Regions from separate parts of the Homo sapiens genome. Here region 1 is linked to region 2. A link is a loop called in an ENCODE intact Hi-C map of the cell type or tissue named here. Cell type or tissue: PC-3. All regions are shown on one strand. Each heading gives the region's core, and the rest is flanking DNA. Links, peaks and the distances in the headings are about the cores only.

Region 1 (5,395 bases), core at 179-5,178, 72 kb after region 2:
ATCAGCTTATATTTGTTAAATGACTGAATGAATGACCTTTCAGAACTCCAGTTTCCATAGATGTGTGTTGTGGGATCATATCTACTTCCTTGAGGGCTATATACTGCGGTAATTTAGATCAAACCACATAACGTATATAAAGATGCTTTTAAAAAATATAAGCCATTATTATTGTTGTTGTTAAAAGTTGTATACTTTTTAACTTCTTCAAAATTTTGTTACAAAGCAAAGAATAATGGTGAAGAATATAAAAACTGTCGCCAGAGCATGGCTCCAGTAATGATTCTGCCATTCACTAGCTGGGTGACTTTTATAAGTTATTTACCCTCAGAACACCCTCAATTTTTACATCAATACATTGGCAGAAATATATTTACCTATGGAATTAAGATGTGGATAAATTGAAATAACGCATAAAAATCACAGAGTCCAGTCTCTGCCATGGGAACTACATTTATTGTTGTTATTATTCCTTTAATTATCACTGCTACAACCATACTAAGACCTGAAAATTTTATATACGATAAGCAGCCACATAATGACAATGTTTAGGTCAACATGGATTGTATATATAACACTGGTCTCATAAGATTATAATGGAGCTCAAAAATTCCTATCATCTAGTGACATCATAGCCATCATAATGTAGCACAACCAATTACGTGTTTTCAGATATGTTTCAATAAACAAATACTTACCATGGTGTTACAATTTCCTACAGTTTTCAGTGCAGTAACATGCTATAGAGGTGTGTAGCTTAGGAGCAATAGGCTTTACCATCTAGCTGAGGTGTTTAGTAGGATATGCCATCTAGGTTTGTGTAAGTACACTCTATAATATTGGTACAGTGATGAAATCACCTAAAGAAACGTTTCTCAGAAGGTACACCCCCATTTTTAAAGATGCATAACCGTGAATGCATCACACATATAAAAAAAAAGCTCACTTAATTCTGATAAATAAAATTATTCCTCAATGTAAATTACTGAAGAATGATAACTTTTAATGTAAAGTGTAAAGAGAAAAACCTTAAATGGTGGTTCGAATATATCAATAAATATGTAGCTGGAATCTGTACTTATTTTAATAACTACCCATCACAATTAAAAATCTAGCAGTAATTATCACTACGATTTGAGTATGTCCTCTCCTAAGCTCATGTTGAAAGTTGATTCCCAATATGGCAGCGTTTGGAATTGGAACCTTGTGAAAGGTGCTTGGATTATGAAGGCACTGCCGTTATGAATAGATAAATGTCATCTTGTGGGAGGGAGGGAGTTATTGGTCGCCTGGGAATGGATTAGTTCCCTTGAGAGCAGGCTGTAATAAGTCCAGTCTCTCTTGTGTGTCTCTGCACATACTCACGTTCCCTTCTACTTTCCACCAAGAGTTAAAACAGCATGAGACACTCATCGAATGGGCTGCCTGATCTTAGATTTCTCAGCCTCCTGAATCATGAGCCAAACAAACTTTTCCTTATAAATTACTCAGTCTCAGGTATTGTGTTACATCAACACAAACAGACTGAGACATCATATTAATGACTTATCTTCCAGCATTTTATCAAATAATGAGAAAACAATAAATCTATGTTTTCCCACTCAATATATAATGAAATATCAAAAATCAATGTGATGATTTTACAATGTGCATCCTGTAATAGAAGATGTCCACAGTTTATGTATGGCCTTTTGTGTGGCTTTGGAGACCAAACAAATACATTTTCATCCTGTTTAAAAAATTATAAGTTATTATAACAACTCAAGATAATTAACAAAAATATTTAATAGCCGCATCTGAAAAAAAAAACCCAAACAAATCGTCGAGGAAAGTCACAATACTTAAGGCTGAATGGTATTAAGTAGAAACAAAATTATAATAATGATTTAAGTAGTAATGAGAATAGCTGCAAATTATAAATCATAAATTCAGACATGATTTGAGTTACAGACAATACTGAAAGCTCCAGGATTGAAAGATTATTTGAACAGAGTGACTTTCCTGCTTAGAGTTTAAAAGTTTATACACCTAAATTTTCATCATGAATCAACTTCTTAAAAATTAAAACCCTCAAAGTGAGTTGACTTATGAAAATAAGCATTAAAAACTTTTCATTTTTTTTTTACATTCTTTCAAAGGGTTCTTTATAGACTGTCCATGTCTTTACAATCAAATATCTTCTAATTGTATATTACTACCTTGGCTTCTAATTAGTTTCCCCTCCTTAACAAGCAAGGAAATGGAACAGGTAATATCTAAAATTAAAGTAAAACCATGGAATAGTTCTAGGACTCTGACCAAAGGTAGTATGAAAAGCACCTTTCAGCAGCTAATCACAGAAAATGTTGCTTTTGGGTCCTCAGAGGAAAGCACCACAGTCCGTCTCATGAAGGCTCTGACATAGACTGACCTTTTCCAAAGCACTCTAGTGGGGGAACAGAGTCCATCAGCTGTCCAGCTTGAAGAAAGAGTCAATGAAATTCAAGGTTTTTCTTTTAGACAGAGGAAAAATTATGTGCATAATGTTTCAGAATTTCAGCAAGGCATTTATTTGACAAAGTCTTGTAGGCTGAATGTAGATTTCCTCTAACATTAGATCTCCATAGTATATTCTAGTAGAAATAGTTGTAATAGCAGTTGAGACCATTAATTTAGTATTTGTCTCATGTAGGCTCAAAAGTCTAGGACCTTACATTATACAGTCTTAACTCCAATTCTGTATTATGAGCTCCACTTAGATGAGGAAATAGTTTCAACGAAGTGAAATGGTTTGCTCAAGGATACGCAGCTGGAATTCAAACCAGTCTGGCTCCAAAACCCTAACACTGAAACCCTACTAAAACAGTTAAGGGAGAACCAAATGACCCTTCTTCACCCAGAGCAAAGAATACATCTACAAAAATTTTGACATAAAGCATATTTAATTAATAACCTTCATTGCTTCCCCACTAGATAAATAAGTCTTTTGTGTGTCTGCATCAAGGTTATTTGCAGAAGAGCCTACACAGTTTCTGAGTTGCACCCTCTCTTCCTCTTTTAATAATTATATAAGTGAAATTTCCAACTGTAGCAAATTTGATGGAAAACACAAACTGTACTGGAAAGGAGTTGTTCTATTCAGTGTTTCTCTGTGATTGAAGGGCAGGGAGTGGCTCTGGCCTCAAGGTTTAGTGCTTGATTATTTATGAGAACTAAATAGCTGACATACCTGCTCCACTACTAAATTCTGCCTCTCTGAGTCACAGATGGTCTGCCAGAGGAGAATAAAGGTAGCAAAGAAGAAAGACAATAATCCCTATCTACCTCATTCTAACATTATTTATGCCTGCAACATTAACTATGGAATGCGAATGCTGCATGTGAGAATATCATATGATTCCACTCAGAATTCAAAAAAGCTTTAACACACAGTCGTGGATCATCTCAGGAGGTATGGCATACAATTGACAATAAACAGGGATTTGAAAAATATATTGCTCTTCATTTTGCTCTACATACTTGCATATATTCTTCTCGTTCCCATACTGAATTTTTTCATTGGCAATTGCAGTCCGCAGTTCATATTGTGATCTGAAAGTGCTGCTTTTTCTTGTTTTAGGGGCTTCTGTTTTCTGGGTAATTTTTGTTTCTTAATTTCAATTTTCTCTAAAATGGTTTTAATATATCACCTGAAATTATTGACCCATGTACAATTTAAGGATTTTTTCTTTCAGCATGCCATGCTTATATTTACCACTTTATTTCACCAACTCCTGAAGTAATTATCTCTCACACTAAATTATTATTCTCTCTTGAATTTTACTATAAATTAACTAAATAATACAAAGATTAACATATATATCAGTAACTTGCACTGAAATTGAAGTAATTCTAGAACACTTGCTGACTAAACAACCAATGTTTATTTATCTACTTGTGCCAAATATCTTCCATTTGTACCTCAAGATCCACTCTCCACATTTCCCTATTCTGCTATTCTCACCAAAAGACTAACTTTTAGGAACTGCACCAATGGGTTCTGTGGCTCTCTGGCTTTCAGTGAGGGTGAACCAATGGAAGACCAAAGCATATGGTCTGGGTATTTATCCCTTGGTATCTGTATCCCCCCCGCTGAGTATCTAAGGATTAGATGCATGGCATCTTTCTCCCAATGCCACAGTTTCTGTCAGGGCACCTTCCCCACATATCTCTCCTCTGAGCTTTCTGGTAACTATGCCCCCTGCCCAGGAGTAGTGAAGGCTACCCTGCCATCCCAAGATACTATATGATCCCTTGTTTTGCTGCAACAAAACAAAACAAAACCTCTGCCCACAACACTATAAACATTATAACATCATTTAAACTCTCCTAAATAATTCAGTTTGCACATTCTGTCTCTTTTCTTCTGGAAATGCTGATACATCTCAGTGGGTGGGGCAGGCGGGAAGGGATGAATGGGACATGGTTTCTGTTGCCACAACATGTAATCAAACATGTAGGACTAGCATCACGGGCAAGTGACCTGCGCAGTTGCACAGGGTCCCGGGCTTAGAAGGGCCCTGCTCTTGGTGTAATACTCTGCTGCCACCATCTTGAAATTCTTAATAATTTTTGAATAAGGGGCTTGCATTTTCATTTGCATCAGGGTCCACAGATTATGTAGCTGCTCATGCAGATTATCTCAACATTCATCGAGGAAGGTGATCTTATTATCTGCACTTTTTAGATAAGCAACCAGACGCACAAATAATTTAAATAACTTGCTCAAGTTCACGCTGCTAGTAAGCGTGGAATATGGGATTCCAATCCAAGCATTCTGGCTTCCTGTATACTACTCTATTTCTGCCATGGAAGCACAGAAAAGAAAGCAACTAAATTTAATTTATAATTGAACTTTAAAGTCATGTGAGCAGTAATATGCCATGAACTGAAGATTCTGGAGATGGCTGTGTCTCCTATATAGAAAGGGTAATCACAGAGTCAGAACAACAAATAACATTGAACTTTTCATGTCATTATAGCATTAAAATAGCTGAAGGATTTTGTACATGTTAATAAATCTTTTCTTGATTTAGACATGTGTTATAGTCCTGAATAAAATCTAAATAGGATTTACATCTGTTGATCCTGACATTTTAAAACTATTTTCTTTATTCCTAACAACTCCAGGAAACCTGTTTAACAAGAACAATAAAAGTTGCTAATTTTTTTTCTAGAAAGAAATTGAACAAACACAATATTGAAGACAAGGATCTTCATTGTCTTAGAAGTCATAAAACAGCACAACCTCCAGTTTAATTTCAACATCCAACTATTCAGAATTATACAAGGTTTTAGTTTCTAAGAGTTATGTAATATGTATTTAATTCACTGCCTTCCAAGCCGAGGTTAATGCATTCTTTTTGATTTATGGGGT
Region 2 (5,395 bases), core at 90-5,089:
AGGCTAAAAAATAACATACTAGTAATTTAAAGTAAAATTACCCATGTAATATAAGAGAAAATTAATCATAGAGAAAGGGAAAGTCAAAATATAGACTAGTTCTCAGAGAGAAAAAGATAAATTGAAAACAACATAGAAGTTAAATTATGGAAATAGTAAAAGAGAGAACCAATACAAGATAAGAGTGGGGGAAAAAACAAAAAGAGAAACTTTAGAAAGTCCACGTGGAGCAAGAGGGAAGATGGAAATTAAAAGGAAACAGGCTGATCATATTTCATAGATTTCTTGATTTGTTTAGTTAGACATTTCAAGCATATCCCCAAAGAGGAGAGTGGGAGAAGCACATACCACTAATTTCATTTTTCTTGTTTGGGCCACATACCAGGGAAGGAACGATTGGCTTACCTCCCCAGTGCCAATTTCCCAGTCACATTTCTGACGATAAATGTACAGTAGCTTAACATTGTAAGAATTCTTGGAAGATTATTTAAATTTGTGCTTTACTCAGTCTACATTTATAATGCTTGAACTCTGAGGATCCTTTAATGATAATCGTAAAGCCATAATTGTACTCTAACCTATAATCCAGAATATTTGAATTGTTTATGAAAATTCAACATTGTAATTAAAAGCTATGGAAAAATCTGGATTTGAGAGCATAGGGAAGGTCTGAACCTTTGCCTATAATACTTTCAGTAAGAACTTTCTTTTTCTAGATCAAGATTTGAGACCCTGCCGGGCGCGGTGGCTCACGCCTGTAATCCCAGCACTTTGGAAGGCCAAGGCGGGCGGATCACGAGGTCAGGAGATCGAGACCATCCTGGCTAACACGGTGAAACCCCGTCTCTACTAAAAATACAAAAAAATTAGCCGGGCATGGTGGCAGGCGCCTGTAGTCCCGGCTACTCGGGAGGCTGAGGCGAGAGAATGGCTTGAATCGGGGAGGCAGAGCTTGCAGTGAGCCGAGATTGCGCCACTGCACTCCAGCCTGGGCAACAAACAGCAAGACTCCGTCTCAAAAAAAAAAAAAAAAAAAAGATTTGAGACACATAAAACACGCACTAGACTAACCCTTTAATATATTCAATTTGTGTGTGAACTTCATTCCATATATACAATCTTTGCAGTCACAGCATCGGTAATGGTATTATCCATAGGCTATGAAACTGGCTGCAGGTAAAACAACGCCATAGTGAAGTCTTAAGCATTTATAGCAATAAATCTCCTTGAAAAAGGTCCAAGACAGACACAGCTTTTACTTACCTCTGTGGTTTATTAAACAAGGCTTTTGTGTAACACCGCAATGAAAAATGAGGGAGGTAGACTGTAGGCCTAATGTTTTTCTTGCCTGATTCTGTGACAACAAGAAGCAGTGAACCTTAAATAAGATACGTTCTCTTATTAATGATCTTTTTAAAAATTATCCTCCCTGTCCCTGGTGATAACATTTTTAGGGTAGAGAATAACAGCACAATGTAGATCTCCATGATGTTTTTTATAAATATTTAAAATTAAATATTAAGTATTTAAAGGTAGGACACCATTAAATTATGTCTTATCCTCCTATCATGACAAATATAATTTTAAATGACCTGCAAGTCTAGATTTGAGTTTAGAGTGTTTGAACTTTGAGTGATCAAAGGGCAACAAAGATCTGAATATATTGGCCTTGGCTTCCTGAGCCTTCTGAGCAAATATGCCAGTATCACCATCACCACAGTCTGCAAATTCTGTTCCATGTGTCTGAATTGCCTGCCCCCCAACTTCTTCCCCTAATCACATCTTCGTGTTTCAGATTATAGCTCAAATCTAGTCACCATCCTATGTTCACAGATCCATTGAACACCTCAGTGTGCTGTGATATGCATTCACTAATACTATTGTGTTATTACTACCTCGTGCATCACTCAAATGCAAGTCTCATAAAGCCATCTGCATTGGCTCACTTTTATATCTCCAGAATCTCACCAAGTGGCTCTTTTGGCTCCATCCCAGGTGTCTTTAGCTGTGTATGTTCTGCTTTCCCATGGTGTCTTTGATGTGTCACTATTTTTCAGTATTAGGGCATATAGTAGGTGCCCAGTAAATACTTGTGAGCATAAGAATTACTTCTGGACCTTCTTAAAAGTGAAGATTTCCCACAGACCCTTCCACAAGTACTTCTGGAGCAGTAGTCTTTGATCAAACATTGCAATATGTAAAGAACTAACTTGGTATTATTTTTCTGCAGTTTTTTGTGACTCATTCCATCCCCATCTCCTCTCTCCCACTTTGTATTATTGGTAGCTCCTTTACTTCCCTAGTGTCTTTTTTGATACATATTTATCATTGTTTTAGTCGAGCTTTAAGACATAATTTGCATATAGTAATATTTATTCTTATTTGATGTACAGTTCCATAAATTTTTACAAATCGTATAGTTGTGTAACCACCACAACTATATTATTTTGGTATTGTTGTATTAGAGTAGTGCTACTTACTTACATATACAGGTCTTCAACACTAGACTAAAAATTCCTTGAGAACAGTAGCAGTACCTACGTCTTCTTTACCTCCCACCCCAGAGCCTGACAATAAATGTATTGGATAAATGTGTTCTGAATTGATTAACTAACTAATATAGTTTTGCACTACCCTATAGAATGCGTTGACTTGGACATCATAAATATAAAACATATATTGGTTATATCACATAAAAAACGATAACTCTCAATGTGTCAAACAAGCTTCACAAAAAAATATATAAAATTCAGTGCTTACCATCCCCTGTTTCTGCACAGAGCTGTAAGCCCAAATTATTCTGGGGATTAATCACCCAATGATTGCTGGTCACAGTGATATCAAAGACAAGCCAACCCACATCTAAAGCTTGGGCCTTTCTTGTGTCTAACAAGAACAGATCTGCATCCCTAAAAAGAAAAGGAACAACAAAAAAAGTTAAAGGTTTAAATGAACATCATTATTTCCTAGACTTAAGTGAAAACATTACAAAAGCAGTTTGTAAAATAACAGCAGTTAGTTAAAGAACAAGAGGAACAAGTGACTCAAGTGATGAGTAATAAGATACAAAACCTTTGTTACTAGGCTCCCAACCAAACCTGGTACAAATTAGTAATCTCTATCTGAAAGTAATTTCCATTTTCCTGCTTTTCATTGGCCTTTATAAACTGACTTAGTGCTCTTAATTTGATCCCTGGTCATCAGTGTTCCCGGTAACCACCATCTGTAAGTAGTCCTCAAAACAAAGGATTAAACTGAATAGAGTCAAATGAAAGTAGTTGTTCCAGTTTGGATGAATGTGAATTCTCAAATGAATGGAACACAGGCAGGATGTAATGCAATCATCTGTTTTAGAAGGAGTTTTCTAATATTTTTTCTATTTTTATTATATAATTATTTTATGGATACCAAACACCAAGAGAGTATTACAGAGTAATACCACTGGTTTAAGGATAAATCCCATGAGTTGAGTGGCACAATCTATGAGAACTTTTGTTAATATCTTCTGCAAGCTTAAGTCCCCTTGGGACAGTAATGGCTGTGAATATGAACTTACTTATATATTTTAGAATAATCTGCACAGTGTTACTGTTATTAACGTTTATGGTTGTATTGCTGAATCTTAATTTTAGCATTATATTTATAAATGTATAAACATTTGTTGAATTATAATGAATAATTTATTATTCTCTTACTACAGGCAGTTTCTGAGCTAAAATTACCTATTTCTGACATTTAATCTTTACAACAGCTCCTTAGTATTGAAAACATTCAGGCTCAAATAGGTTAACTGTAAAACACTGTATCTCCCTCAAGATAGAGTAGAAATAACACCATTATGCATTTTATGACCTTTGATATTGTATTGAATCTATTTAAGAGCATATTATTTATATAGAAAACAATAGAGCTATTCATTGTTTAATATTATTATACTAGGTTAAATATCAACATACTGTGTTAAATACTATTTTACTGCATTTTCTGTCTGTATACATCATAGAAGTCACTTTAAGGGTGGCTTACAAAATGTGAAAACACATTTTTAATAAATCATACTTTTTTAATGAAAAATACTCAAATTTAAAAGTGAACCATTTTAACAAAAACAAAGTTAAAAAATGTGTATCTTAGAAACTACATCTTCGTTTCTTAACTAGATTTTTTTCTATTAATCTAGAGAAATTCAAATAAATGTAATATGATAAGGAAATAATCTAAATATCCTAATACAAACTATGAATGTTTTATTGTCTTTTCACAATTACAGTCATAGTGTTTACCAAAGGAAGGATTGAAACGCTTGCTTTTTTCACATCTGATATAGGATTCAGTTTTAGATACTGCAGACTTATAACAAGCATATCATACAAAGCAGTAAAATGATTCCTTTAGTTCTCACTAGAATTTGTAGAACCCTTTATAGTCCCAGTGTGATAGCAGGTCAGTTAAATTCTTCCTCTTCCTCCTAAATTGAAAAATCCTCCAAATAAGCAGACAAGAAAATAAGAATTGTCTTAAAGTTTTGAGATATTTGGTAAATATCTCTGAGACCTTAATCTTGGAATTAACTCATTTACACTGTTCACTTCTTAAACAGGAGCAGTCACCCTGTACCTTGGGAAATACTTGAGTGCTACACTGATTTCAGGTCTGCTTTCATTTGAAATATGGCAAAAATGTCCTAATCAATTCTGCAAGGCTCATAATGTCATCCCTTGGCATGATATTAATAAAGACATGAAAAACAAAAAAGAACAAGGAGGTAAACTTTCAGAAGCAAAATTAACAAATTTCTTTTGGTAGTCATTTCAATGATATTTTCTATTATTTTTAAATTGTGCCATCTCTTCAGGAAAAAAAAATTCTCCAAACTCTCCATGTTCAAATCCCAAAACTTTCCAGCATGTCTATGAAGGAGACAGTTCCAGTTTAAATGTATATATATATATTTTTTTCTTATGGAATTTGTATTTTTTTTCTTTTTTTTTATTATTATACTTTAAGTTTTAGGGTCCATGTGCACAATGTGCAGGTTAGTTACATATGTATATATGTGCCATGCTGGTGCGCTGCACCTACCAACTCGTCATCTAGCATTAGGTATATCTCCCAATGCTATCCCTTCCCCCTCCCCCCACCCCACAACAGTCCCCAGAGTGTGATGTTCCCCTTCCTGTGCCCATATGTTCTCATTGTTCAATTCTCACCTATGAGTGAGAATATGCGGTGTTTGGTTCTTTGTTCTTGCGATAGTTTACTGAGAATGATGATGTATATATTTAGAAAAAGCATCAAGAATGGCCTAAATATCTGAATTTCGGTGATGCAAATTGCAATTCATTGGAAAGTAAATCTGGGAAGATGAAGTGGTATGGTCTAAAAAGAGCCATAT

The links. Hi-C counts contacts between places; a loop is a spot of excess contacts. Peaks named below come from ENCODE experiments on the same cell type or tissue, not always from the same donor. Only the 100,000 strongest peaks of a DNase experiment are listed, where the experiment ranks them.
Region 1: it touches region 2 in a loop (9-fold over the local background); 1 of 110 quality-filtered maps calls a loop at or near these places.

What each region holds. Positions count from the first base shown.
Region 1 is chr6:55,863,108-55,868,502 of GRCh38, forward strand. All of the region lies in intron 1 of BMP5 (bone morphogenetic protein 5), which reads right to left. Among named protein-coding and RNA genes, the nearest start is that of BMP5, 9.8 kb to the right of the region's middle. In PC-3, for the core only: no CTCF peak of the experiment used is centred there; DNase peaks (open chromatin) are centred at 1,434 and 3,224; H3K4me3 peaks cover 411 bases; H3K27ac peaks cover 4,104 bases.
Region 2 is chr6:55,791,519-55,796,913 of GRCh38, forward strand. BMP5 (bone morphogenetic protein 5) reads right to left here. Exons shown (of 7, transcript NM_021073.4): 3 at 2,761-2,909. Among named protein-coding and RNA genes, the nearest start is that of BMP5, 81 kb to the right of the region's middle. In PC-3, for the core only: no CTCF peak of the experiment used is centred there; a DNase peak (open chromatin) is centred at 3,113; H3K27ac peaks cover 1,237 bases.